2 separate regions of the Homo sapiens genome follow, and region 1 is linked to region 2. A link is a contact called in ENCODE Hi-C or POLR2A ChIA-PET data. All regions are on one chromosome and are shown on one strand. Each heading gives the region's core, a stretch centred on a gene start or an enhancer-like site at or near the end of the contact. The rest is flanking DNA. Distances are from core to core; before and after follow the strand shown. Region 1 holds the start of CXCL2 (C-X-C motif chemokine ligand 2). Region 2 holds the start of MTHFD2L (methylenetetrahydrofolate dehydrogenase (NADP+ dependent) 2 like).

Evidence for each region. Hi-C counts contacts between places; a loop is a spot of excess contacts on that map. ChIA-PET counts read pairs that join two places held with the same protein, here RNA polymerase II (POLR2A). Pooled maps may share reads with other maps.
Region 1: a loop to region 2 is called in a map of MCF 10A, with 12 times the contacts of the local background. The contact joins the promoter of CXCL2 here to the promoter of MTHFD2L in region 2. A Hi-C loop is called at or near these places in 4 of 168 maps with a recorded cell type or tissue (MCF 10A, ascending aorta, chondrocyte and 1 more) and 14 of 50 pooled maps. POLR2A ChIA-PET finds 5 or more read pairs at or near these places in 7 of 52 experiments (A549, A673, HepG2 and 4 more).

The regions. Positions count from the first base shown.
Region 1 is chr4:74,096,667-74,102,427 of GRCh38, reverse strand. It overlaps CXCL2 (C-X-C motif chemokine ligand 2), which reads left to right and starts at 3,233. Exons shown (of 4, transcript NM_002089.4): 1 at 3,233-3,407; 2 at 3,506-3,629; 3 at 3,744-3,827; 4 at 4,657-5,388. The coding sequence starts at 3,308. The coding sequence ends at 4,672.
Region 2 is chr4:74,156,182-74,161,750 of GRCh38, reverse strand. It overlaps MTHFD2L (methylenetetrahydrofolate dehydrogenase (NADP+ dependent) 2 like), which reads right to left and starts at 3,633. Exons shown (of 8, transcript NM_001144978.3): 1 at 3,470-3,633. The coding sequence starts at 3,612. RefSeq lists enhancers at 2,979-3,735, 3,736-4,494.

The sequences.
Region 1 (5,761 bases), core at 1,984-4,483, 59 kb after region 2:
AGTATGTAACTAAGTCAATTATGTATTTCTTCATGCAGTCAGACACAACAAAGGGGTTGTACCACTGTCCACTTTGTATGCGTGGCAGCAAAACCTGAAAGCAAAGGAGTCACTAAGCATAAACAGTGTGAGGACTAACAAGTCTTATCATGAACCATGTTATCTGTCTTCTATTCTGTAATTCCAGAGCCCCATATCTCAACCTCCATCAGATCTATCTCTAAAATCAGTTGTACTTCTTTATTTATTTTCTAGTCTGTTCCTCTAGAGGAGCAAGCTATATGTTGGAGGTTATATCAGCAAAGTCTTCAAGGCAATTCACGGTAAAGCAGAGCCACACCACTCATTTTGCTGCCCAAGTAACAAGAATGTCAGTGGTCGGCATGGAGCAGCAAGCCTACATTTTGCAGGTATATTAGATTGTACTAGTCAAATCTGAAAAATACAATAAAAATTAAAGGGGAGAATGGAATTTAGGAAACTGTACTTCCATTTTAGAGATAGCATCTTTGAGTTAGTAATTGCATGGGTTTACAACTTGTGCCTGTAACAGTGGCACTCAACTCATATTAAGACAAGAAGGAATTTATTATGGTAAGTTTCATAACACTGGTACCCTTAAAAACTTCAGAAGCTTGGTCTGGGGCTGTCATAAGTTAAATCATGGAAAGTGGTATATTAAGAAAAGAAAAAGGAATTCTACTTCCCTTCCTAAAGCAAATAATTTTTAGTAAACAAATTCTAGGAATAACGTACATAATTTTACAAATGATGGGCTGATTCTTGAAATTTCTCATCTTTTTGAGGGACTGTTACTGTAGATAATAGAAATTTTACTCTTTCTATTTACTCACATCAATACTTTGGGATGAGTCTGGCAATCATTATAAGCTGATGTTTTCTATTGTTCTTTAGTTCTTTAGCACAAAATAAAGAAGTTTGGGCAGCTAGCTGTTAATGCCCAAGGCAGAGTCATTTCATAAATCTTTTCTAATAAATGGATAGGGTAGAATTTTACTCTTATTCTCATTTTATGTGGAAAGTGATTGAAACTAAAATTTCAAACAAACAATGGATCAAAAAATTATTGTAAGATCCCATAAGGATAGAAATGCACCCTCCTTTAAAATTTCTGATGCTGAAAAATTTTAAAGGTAAATTAGAAGATGTTTCTTTGAAAATATTTCTTTCTTTGTGCGTGTGTGTGTTCATAAGGCTTTATCAGAGTGCTTCTGTTTAGTTAAGTGTCTTAGTCAGTTTGAGCTGCTATAACAGAATGCCATAGGCTAGGGGGCTTAAACAACAATTATTTCACAGTTCTGGAGGCTGGGGAGTCCAAGATTAAGATCCTGGCAGATTTCATGCTTGGTGAGGGCCCTCTTCTCAGTTTGCAGATGGTGGCCTTCTTGCTGTGTCCTCACAATGCAGAAAGGGAGAGAGAGCCAGAGATCGAAAGCTCACTGATCTCTTGCTGTAATGGCACTTATCCCATCATGGGGGCCATACCTTCATAACCTCACCTAAACCTAATTACTTCCCATGGTCCTGTCTTCTAATATTAGCACATAAGGGAGTCAGGGCTTCATCATCTGAATTTGAAAGAGACACAAACATCCAGCCTATATCAGTAAGGTTGTGAAACACCACTTCTATTTTGTTATTTAACAAATATTTACATAACACTTTACATGCACTGATGGTTTACACATATTAACAATCAATACTTCTAACAACCCCGTGAGGCAGGCACTATTATAAGCTCTTCTACAGGGGAGAAACATGAGCAAATAAAGCATAAATTACCAAGGGTCATGAAGCAAGTTAGTGGTATGGCTGAAACTTCAGCCCTGACATCCTTATCAAGTGATCTCTACAGCTGCAGCATCCAGGGAACACTCTATTCCTAAGGTAGTCCCACTTCTTCATCCTCGTGCCACTCCCAGCCCTTCTCATAGCAGTGGCAGAATATCTCCATATCCCTGAAGTCTGCATCCACCAGGAAGAATTAAGACAGAGTATTGTAGGCCTACAGCTTAATTTTTAAAGAGAGGGGGTCATTGAAATTGATGATGAAAAGTCAGTAATCCAGTGAGAAGGCATCAGCTAAACAGGCTTGGAAATGCTTTATTGACATTCCTCTAGAACTAAAATTTCCTCGATAGCTGTTTCTCTAGAGGGAACCAATCCCAGGATGCTGGTAAATACATATGGCATGGAAATGCAATTATGTTAGCAATCTAGTATGTATATATCAGACATGTCTGCTTGTGCTTAGAGTAGTAAACAAGCGGAGTCTCATTCCCTGCTCCTTTTCTGGTGGTGTCTATGGCCTTTTCTGCCCAGGGACAGCACTAGAAAAGGCAGACCTCCTGAGCCCAACAGGCCCCTCGCAGCTCCCAGTGACTTCCATGGATCAAAACACAGACTTCCATACAACAAAAAATTGATGCTACTGGAATTACTAGAGTTCGAGATGTTCCAAGATTTCAAAGAGAGAAAGGATGGGGGATTGCAACACTGTTAACTAAAATAAACACTGAATTGACCCTTGGCAATGGTCTGTTCCCGCACCCAACACCTGGCTCCACTACGTTGAAACACACACACACACACACACACACACACACACACACACACACACACGTGATATTTGCTTTTAAGATCATAAAACACCAGGAAGGAGACAAAAGCTCTTATGCGTCATCTGAGATGACACATGTACTGTTAAAGCGTGCGTTTATTTCAAACATTAATGAAATTTGCAGAACCCAAACTAAAGAGAGAGGATAGATAAGACATGCTGCAGTTCTTGCCCTAACTTTCAATCCCAACAACTGAAATGTCTTCCAGAGAAGTAACTCCCCCCGGTAAGGATGTAGCGCGGTCCCTACGTGGGTCTAAGGGATCTGACCCACGACGCACTGCACTGGGTTCACGAAGCGCCTCCTCGCAGGCGGTTATCTCGGTATCTCTGAGAGCGGCGGGCTCTCGCTCCCGCTCCAGGGATTCGGGGCAGAAAGAGAACATCCCACAGTTGGCGGGAGTTACGCAAGACAGTCAGACCCGGACGTCACTCGTGAGTGCCCCGACCCCCCTCCACCCCAGAGGCGGGGCCATCGCCTTCCTTCCGAACTCGGGATCGATCTGGAGCTCCGGGAATTTCCCTGGCCCGGGACTCCGGGCTTTCCAGCCCCAACCATGCATAAAAGGGGTTCGCCGTTCTCGGAGAGCCACAGAGCCCGGGCCACAGGCAGCTCCTTGCCAGCTCTCCTCCTCGCACAGCCGCTCGAACCGCCTGCTGAGCCCCATGGCCCGCGCCACGCTCTCCGCCGCCCCCAGCAATCCCCGGCTCCTGCGGGTGGCGCTGCTGCTCCTGCTCCTGGTGGCCGCCAGCCGGCGCGCAGCAGGTGGGTCCCGGCGCCCTGGGGTCCCCGGGCCGGACGCGGCTGGGGTGGGCGCCCCGCGCCGACAGCCCCGCTCAATCAGCGAGTCTCTTCTTCCCTAGGAGCGCCCCTGGCCACTGAACTGCGCTGCCAGTGCTTGCAGACCCTGCAGGGAATTCACCTCAAGAACATCCAAAGTGTGAAGGTGAAGTCCCCCGGACCCCACTGCGCCCAAACCGAAGTCATGTAAGTCTCGCCCATCGCTGCCGCTGCCACTGCTGGGGTCCCCGACTCTCCCGCTGCCCCAAACCCTGTCCTCAGCCCGACCTCCTGTCTCACGAGATTCCCTTCTCTCTGCAGAGCCACACTCAAGAATGGGCAGAAAGCTTGTCTCAACCCCGCATCGCCCATGGTTAAGAAAATCATCGAAAAGATGCTGAAAAAGTAAGTTATAATTTCCATGTACACAGGCGACTGGAGCTGTTGGTCAGAAATACTGGCGTCTGCCCCCTAAAAAGTAAATCAGGAAAACCCAGGGTTAGCTGCAGGACTGAAAAAATTATTATTTTCACAAAGTTGCCATTAAGGTTATTAATCTGTTCTGGTGCCAGAGGATATTCCCAGTGCCCAGGGTCACCACCCAGGTTCTTCCCTCCTGCCAGTGAATGTAGGTAAAACTGCTTTCATGTAAGGTCTCATTGGAGTTTGCCAGTTGTGCTGAAGTGTTTTCCACCTGTTAAAAAACACAAGCTTCATTTCCCCTAGTTCCTACTGACTTTCAGACCTGAAAAGCAGACCCCCTGGTTTTTTGTAAAAGTTTAGGGTTGAAGTGCAGAGATTTCACAATAATATTGCACTGGGTATATAACTGGTTGCCACCACCTATTAGCCATGTCACTCAGAGACAATATTATTTAGTTTATCTGAGACTCAGCAAAACAGGGAAAATAATGGTAGCTACATCATGAGGTTGCTTTGAGGCTCAAGTGAGGCCCAGTATGACAAAGAGCAATAGGCTCTGGCTGTTTTAGCCAGTAAAACAGTGTAGACTGCCACTCCTCCACCCCACGTCACCCCCATTCCTAAAAGAGCATCCCAAGCCTAGAGGTCCTTGCCACACAGCACAGCTGTCACAGGCAGTACCCACTTGGGTGCCAGGCTGGGGAAACTGCATTCAGAAAACTCTAGAGCCTGGGGAAACAGGACAGGAGAAGACTGTTGTGCAGTCAGCTTTCCTGAGCACCTACTCAGGGCACCCATTTTCTCATTACAGTGGCAAATCCAACTGACCAGAAGGAAGGAGGAAGCTTATTGGTGGCTGTTCCTGAAGGAGGCCCTGCCCTTACAGGAACAGAAGAGGAAAGAGAGACACAGCTGCAGAGGCCACCTGGATTGCGCCTAATGTGTTTGAGCATCACTTAGGAGAAGTCTTCTATTTATTTATTTATTTATTTATTTGTTTGTTTTAGAAGATTCTATGTTAATATTTTATGTGTAAAATAAGGTTATGATTGAATCTACTTGCACACTCTCCCATTATATTTATTGTTTATTTTAGGTCAAACCCAAGTTAGTTCAATCCTGATTCATATTTAATTTGAAGATAGAAGGTTTGCAGATATTCTCTAGTCATTTGTTAATATTTCTTCGTGATGACATATCACATGTCAGCCACTGTGATAGAGGCTGAGGAATCCAAGAAAATGGCCAGTGAGATCAATGTGACGGCAGGGAAATGTATGTGTGTCTATTTTGTAACTGTAAAGATGAATGTCAGTTGTTATTTATTGAAATGATTTCACAGTGTGTGGTCAACATTTCTCATGTTGAAGCTTTAAGAACTAAAATGTTCTAAATATCCCTTGGACATTTTATGTCTTTCTTGTAAGGCATACTGCCTTGTTTAATGTTAATTATGCAGTGTTTCCCTCTGTGTTAGAGCAGAGAGGTTTCGATATTTATTGATGTTTTCACAAAGAACAGGAAAATAAAATATTTAAAAATATAAAATGTTTGTTTTATTTTGGGGGAAACAAGGACTATATTTGCTGAAAAATCTGATGATTTACATCAATATTTATTTCTCAATTTTTTTCTGGGTTTTCAATCTGCTATACAGATAAACTATGAATTATGCCTAATTTCATGTGGTGATTGCTGTCACTCCCCTTGGCTCTCACCTAGTAAAGAATGTGCCTTACCAAACTATGGTCTTGCCCCTGATGGGAGAATCACTGATACATATTGCCATTTTTACAAGAAGTTCCTTACTACCTTGCTACTCAAATTTACCTCCTTAAAAATATGGAGGGGGGAAATATGGCAGAGACGTTTTAACCAGAGCAACTCCATCTTGAATAGGGGCTAGGCAAAATGGG
Region 2 (5,569 bases), core at 2,384-4,883:
ATTTGAAATACAAAGATTTGGCTCATTAAAGAACTTGCCAAATTATTAGTAAGACCATGATTAACTAACAAGATCTAAAATTAATACTAGTCCCTCTTTTTCATGTACTGATCCATTTTAGTCAAAAATCTTGATTGTGGAGATATTAGAACACACTATCTCTGAACAGCTGGAACAAAGAAAATAAAACTTAAGATATGAGAGACCAAATGTTGAAACACTTAGTTTTTGAATTTAAAATGACATAAGAACTTCTTAGAAATCAAAATTGTAGCCAGATGGCTATTATATCTCATTTCAGTAGAACACATACAGCAGGAAGGTAGGAACACTACCCACATTATCACATTTGCCAACTAAATAGAAGATGATTTTGAGAAACTGCCTTTCCTAGTCATTAGAAGAGACAGAAATACAGAGTAAGTAGTAGAGGGAAGAGTCTGAAAAATAAAATGAACATTGTTACTGATAAAATGTGTCTTTTTAAATTATTAAACTTAACTACCCACGGTAAAAGACGTGAATACTTAAATAACACAAATAAGTATCTTTTACTAGTTCCAAAAATGTAGATTTTTTTAAAATGTGGTCTAGCTGCAAAAATTATACAGCCGATGCCAGTGCGACACAAAGAAAGGTGAAACTTCCATAAAGACCTGTAGGCAGTACACAATTTTTTTAAAAGCTAAAAGAAATAATAGTATGAAGACAAAAAAGAGAATCTACCAAATTAACGATTTGAGGATTCACTGAGCAACAGGATAAACATGGAATGCTTGGGATATCCATTTAGTTAATTAAAATAAGTAGTTCAGGTAGAATAAGCCAAAGCGGGTTTTGTGAAAGTCCCTGTGTTGCAGGATACCTGCAAATCTGCTTTGAGCATGGCATTAATGTGCAAGGTCTATAACCTTCCCACCCAAATGGGATGGGCTGCTATCAGACTCCTCACACTGAAAAGCAATGGGCACAAACTCATGTGATGCCTTTTAACCCAGGACATTTTGATTTGTAAACTCCTCAAATACCACAACAAAATGGGAAAAATTTAGTTACAAAGACTTTTTTTTTCATTTTTAACCTTTTGCCTGGATAGTTAATTCATTTCAAGAAACAATAAGCTGCAACAAGGGCTTATTTATTACTTTAACATTAATTTCCCCCAATTAATAAGACCTAAATTCTCATGCATAAACAGGAAAACAAATTCACTGCAAATTTTAAAGGAAAACTCATTGAGAGAAGAATGTTAAACGATACTTCAAAATACGGTAACTTCCAAACTCCATCAAACATTAATTATTGAAATTCTACTTAAAAAAGTTCTCCACTAAAAAGTACTGTAAATATTCCATTATTATAGGCATGTGGCCAAAATGTGAAAAAATAATCAAAGATACTTTTTCAATTAAGGCCCTACACAGCTCAGAAATGGTGATAAATCTGTTAATTTAAAACAGTCAATATCACTGGGATAAGAGTTTATCAAACTCAAAGGCAATTTTCAGTGAGAATAACACTAAGGTGTAAATTTCATGGCAAAAGAAAAGATGTCAGACTTAAACCACATTAACTATGAAGAACTAGACAACTAATGTGTCATTATATATATAAAAAAGATGACTGTGGATGGGGACAAGTGGGGAGGCAGACAGTGGCAACCTCTGGAAGATGGAATCTCTTCTCTCTGCTGGTCCTAGAAGAGAAAAGAGACACCAATAAGCATCAACACACTGTCCGAATTCCTCCCCACCCGAGACCCACCAGTCCACAGGTGTTTCTCAACCTTGGGGCCAACCTCACCTTCAGAGATGGTATTCAGTACAAAGAGGGCGTCAAAACCCCCGCCTTATCTTAACTTGCCTAGTGCCCTCTTTAAAAAATAAAAACTATCAAAATATATTACTTTTTTTATAACTATAATCTGCATCAAGTGGAACTGAAAGCAGCCGGGCTGAAATTAGTAACTCTTACAGTGCATAGGGATAATAGCTTTCCAAAACCTTTGCACTCAACTATTTTAAATTATAAAGAGGTCATTATGTGTAACTTAAAAGTTTTGAATTCTACATGAGTTGGTGTGTGTGTACAAAGCAAGGGGCTACAACCAAATTTTGGGGTTGTAACTGTTGTTTGTAATGACTTCCATTCAATGTATGCAGGTCATGGAGAAGATGGGGAGATGGAGTTGTTTACAGCAAGCTGACAGGGAAATTAATCAAGTTGTACTATTTGAAACAAGTTATCCTCACCCTGAAAAGCACCCCTAAAACAACTGAAATTCAAAAAATAATGATACAAACAAGTAATTTAGAGTGACGGCAAATAATTTCCTCAATTCTTTAAAACAAATAGAATTCTACAGAATCTGCTTTTCCTAGGTAGTAGATCTAGCTGGTAGTTCCAAACTAAGTGGAACATTCTTACCCAACCTACTACAGCTTACACAACTCTGATTCACTGTTATTTTCTCACATATCCTTGTGGAAGACCTAGTCACAAGAAATTATGTCCAAAGCAAATCCTATAGGAAGTAATTTTTAAATTCAGACACTCGAGACTAAGATCTAAATGTACACAATAGGGAGTTAACTGATTTAAATTAAATAAACAGTATCTAAGTTTCCACGTTACCAGTCATTGCTTTTCTAGGGATTGTGCTGGGCACTGGCGGATACAAAAACTCGAGTGAGACACAATTTTGGACGTAAAATGGCAATGAAAGCGCATTTCTGGAAGCCCTGAAAGTCTGAAAACAGAGGCTCTTCTGGACTCACAAGCTCTGGGTCAAGAAGATATATTTTCATCTTGTTAAGACGGATTTTGCAACTAAGACTGGTAAAGCATAAGATAGAAGAGTGCGTACCCTGTTGTATTTGCATGGTTCTTGCCAGCAACCAAGACATGTAATGAATCTAAGTCTCATCACCTGACAGAGGTTTAGGGAGGGAGAGCCATACATGAAAAGACTGAGAAATCTGGATTGATATTTGGTTTTGTGAAACCATAAATAATTTTAGAGTTGGAAAAGACTTAGACAACACTATTAACAAAGGAATTCAGAAACGCAAACATTAGTAAGTCATCTGCACAACGCCTACTCCTTTATTTACGAAACACTAAAATAACCAAAGTAAAAACAAATGTTTGACCAAGCCGACCACGTGTTTTTATACTACCTTTTCTTAGTGCCTCAAATGTCTTCCTAAATCAAGTGCACCTGCTGCAAAGATGGAACATTCTGGTGCGAGAGCCCAGAGCAGAGCACGTTTTCGTTCCCCAAGCTGAGGCAACTGCGACTCGCCCGCGCGACCGGCAAGGCCACCTCACAGACAAGGCTGTCCTCGACCCAGCCCGCCGCCGCGCGGCCGCCCACGAGCCTTGGGCCCCACGCGCGCGAGCGCCGCCCGCGCCCCCGCCGACCTCCCACCGCCAGCGGCTCCGCACCCGGCGCCCGCAGCCCTCGTACCTCACACCGCTGCTCCGAAAGCCCCGGAACGCACTCCCGGGCTCTCCCGGTGCCCTTACGGAGGGTGCTGTGCTTCTGCCCAACGCCGGCGCTCGGCCAAGGCGGCCGCGGAGCAGCGAGAAGCCGCGGACCGGCACCGTCATGGCCGCGGATCCCCGGCTTCCGGACTGGGGCTCCACCTCCCGCGACTCCAGTCCTCGCGGCTGGAGGCCTGGCTCCGCCCTCACCCGGGCTGGCAGGGCAGCAAGTAGCGCTTCCCAGCCAGGTTCCGGCAGACACGCAGAGTGGGGTAAAGAGCGGTTCCCAGGACCGGGGACGGAACTGACAGAGTGCCGGGTCCGCAGGGGGCGGGGCCAGGACCCAAGTCCCGGGCCCTCTGAGGATGTGGAAGCGTGCAGTGTGGCCTGGCGACTGGGCCCCGCACCCAGCCAACATATAGCTGGCATTCCCATAGCGACGGCACAGAGAAGGCCTCCAAACTATCACTTTAGGCAGCACGCCCCACTTTCCACCAAGCCAGAGATCCTGCCCAACAGTCTCCGTGACTACGTGGAATTGGATTTAAAGCAGGAAAGAAGTAATAGGTTCATTGTTTCCCACTTCCTTTGTGAGATTCCTTGGAAGTTGGAGAAAAGAACAAAGGTGTGTGGAGAAGGAGCAAAACCTGGCTGAACAAGGAAGGTCTGGACTTTAGGATTTCTATACTTCTACTTTATCATCTCCACTTTTGGAAGGAAATATTGACCAATATCTGTCTTTTCCTGAGTTATGATCAAGTCGATGCAGGCTAAGAACCCTGCATTGTGTGGTGAGCTTGTGTGGTGAGGAAGCAAAATATCTGCTCCCTCTGAAAAAGTAAAACATTAGACTGTCCATTCATTTTGCAAATTAAGACAGACACACAAAAAACAGTCACAGATAAAACCAGCTGGGAAGTTAACAGGAAACAACTTTTCTCCCAAGGTCAGGCTGCTGCTGTTGAGTCAGAACAACGTCTTTCATAGCTGCACTTTTACTGAGAAAACTTGTTTTTTAAAATCATAGACTGTCAGAAAATATGCTCTTTAAAATCATATCAATAAGAATGGGATACCCTACTCTTTCCTGGCTGATCTAAATCCATTTGACACAAATAAGCAGCCTAGAAGAAAATACAGGAAAAAATCTAGGTGACCTTGGGTTTGGCAATGAGACTTTAGATAAAACACTTAAATCACAATTCATAAAAGAAAAAAACAATTTAAACTTCTGCCATGCAAAAGACACTGTTAATAAAGAAACAAATCACATACTGGGAGAAAATATTCGCAAAACATTTTTACAAGACTTACACCCAAAATATACGAAGAACTCTTGAAACTCAACAATTAAAGAAAAAAGAAAAGCAACTCAGTTAAAAGTGAGCAAAAGATCTGAAAACACCCACCAAAAAAGGCATACAGAGGTCAAAAAAAATGGAAAAATATTCAATATCATTTATCATTAAGGAAATACAAATTAAAACAACAGTGAGATACCACTACACTCCCATTAGAACCGCTGAAGTCCAAAAAATTGATAATACGAAATGCTGGCAAGGATGTGTGGCAACAGGAACTCTCATTCATTGTTGGTGAATAAAAAAATGATTCAGTCACTTTGGAAGACAGTTTGGCAGATTCTTACAAAGCTAAATATCATTTAACCATGCAATCCAGCAACCATGTTCCTATGTATTTACCCAACTGATTTTAAAATATGTCTGCAATAAACCACCATATGAATGTTTATAGCATCTTTATTCATATTCTCCAGAAACCAAGATGTTCTTAAATAAGCGGTGAAATATTCATACAATGGGATATTATTCATCAGTGAAAAGGAGCAAGCTACCAAGCCATAAAAAGACGTAGATGAATCTTAAATACATACTGATAAGTGAAGGAAGGTAGTCTGAAAAGGCTACATACTGCATGATTTTTATTATATGGCATTCTATAAAAGGCAAAATTATAGAGTCAGTTAAAAGATCAGTGGTTGCCAAAGGTTAAGAAGATAGGGTGGAGGTTTGAATAGTGTGTAGCACAGAGGGTTTTTAGGACAGTGAAACTATTTTGTATG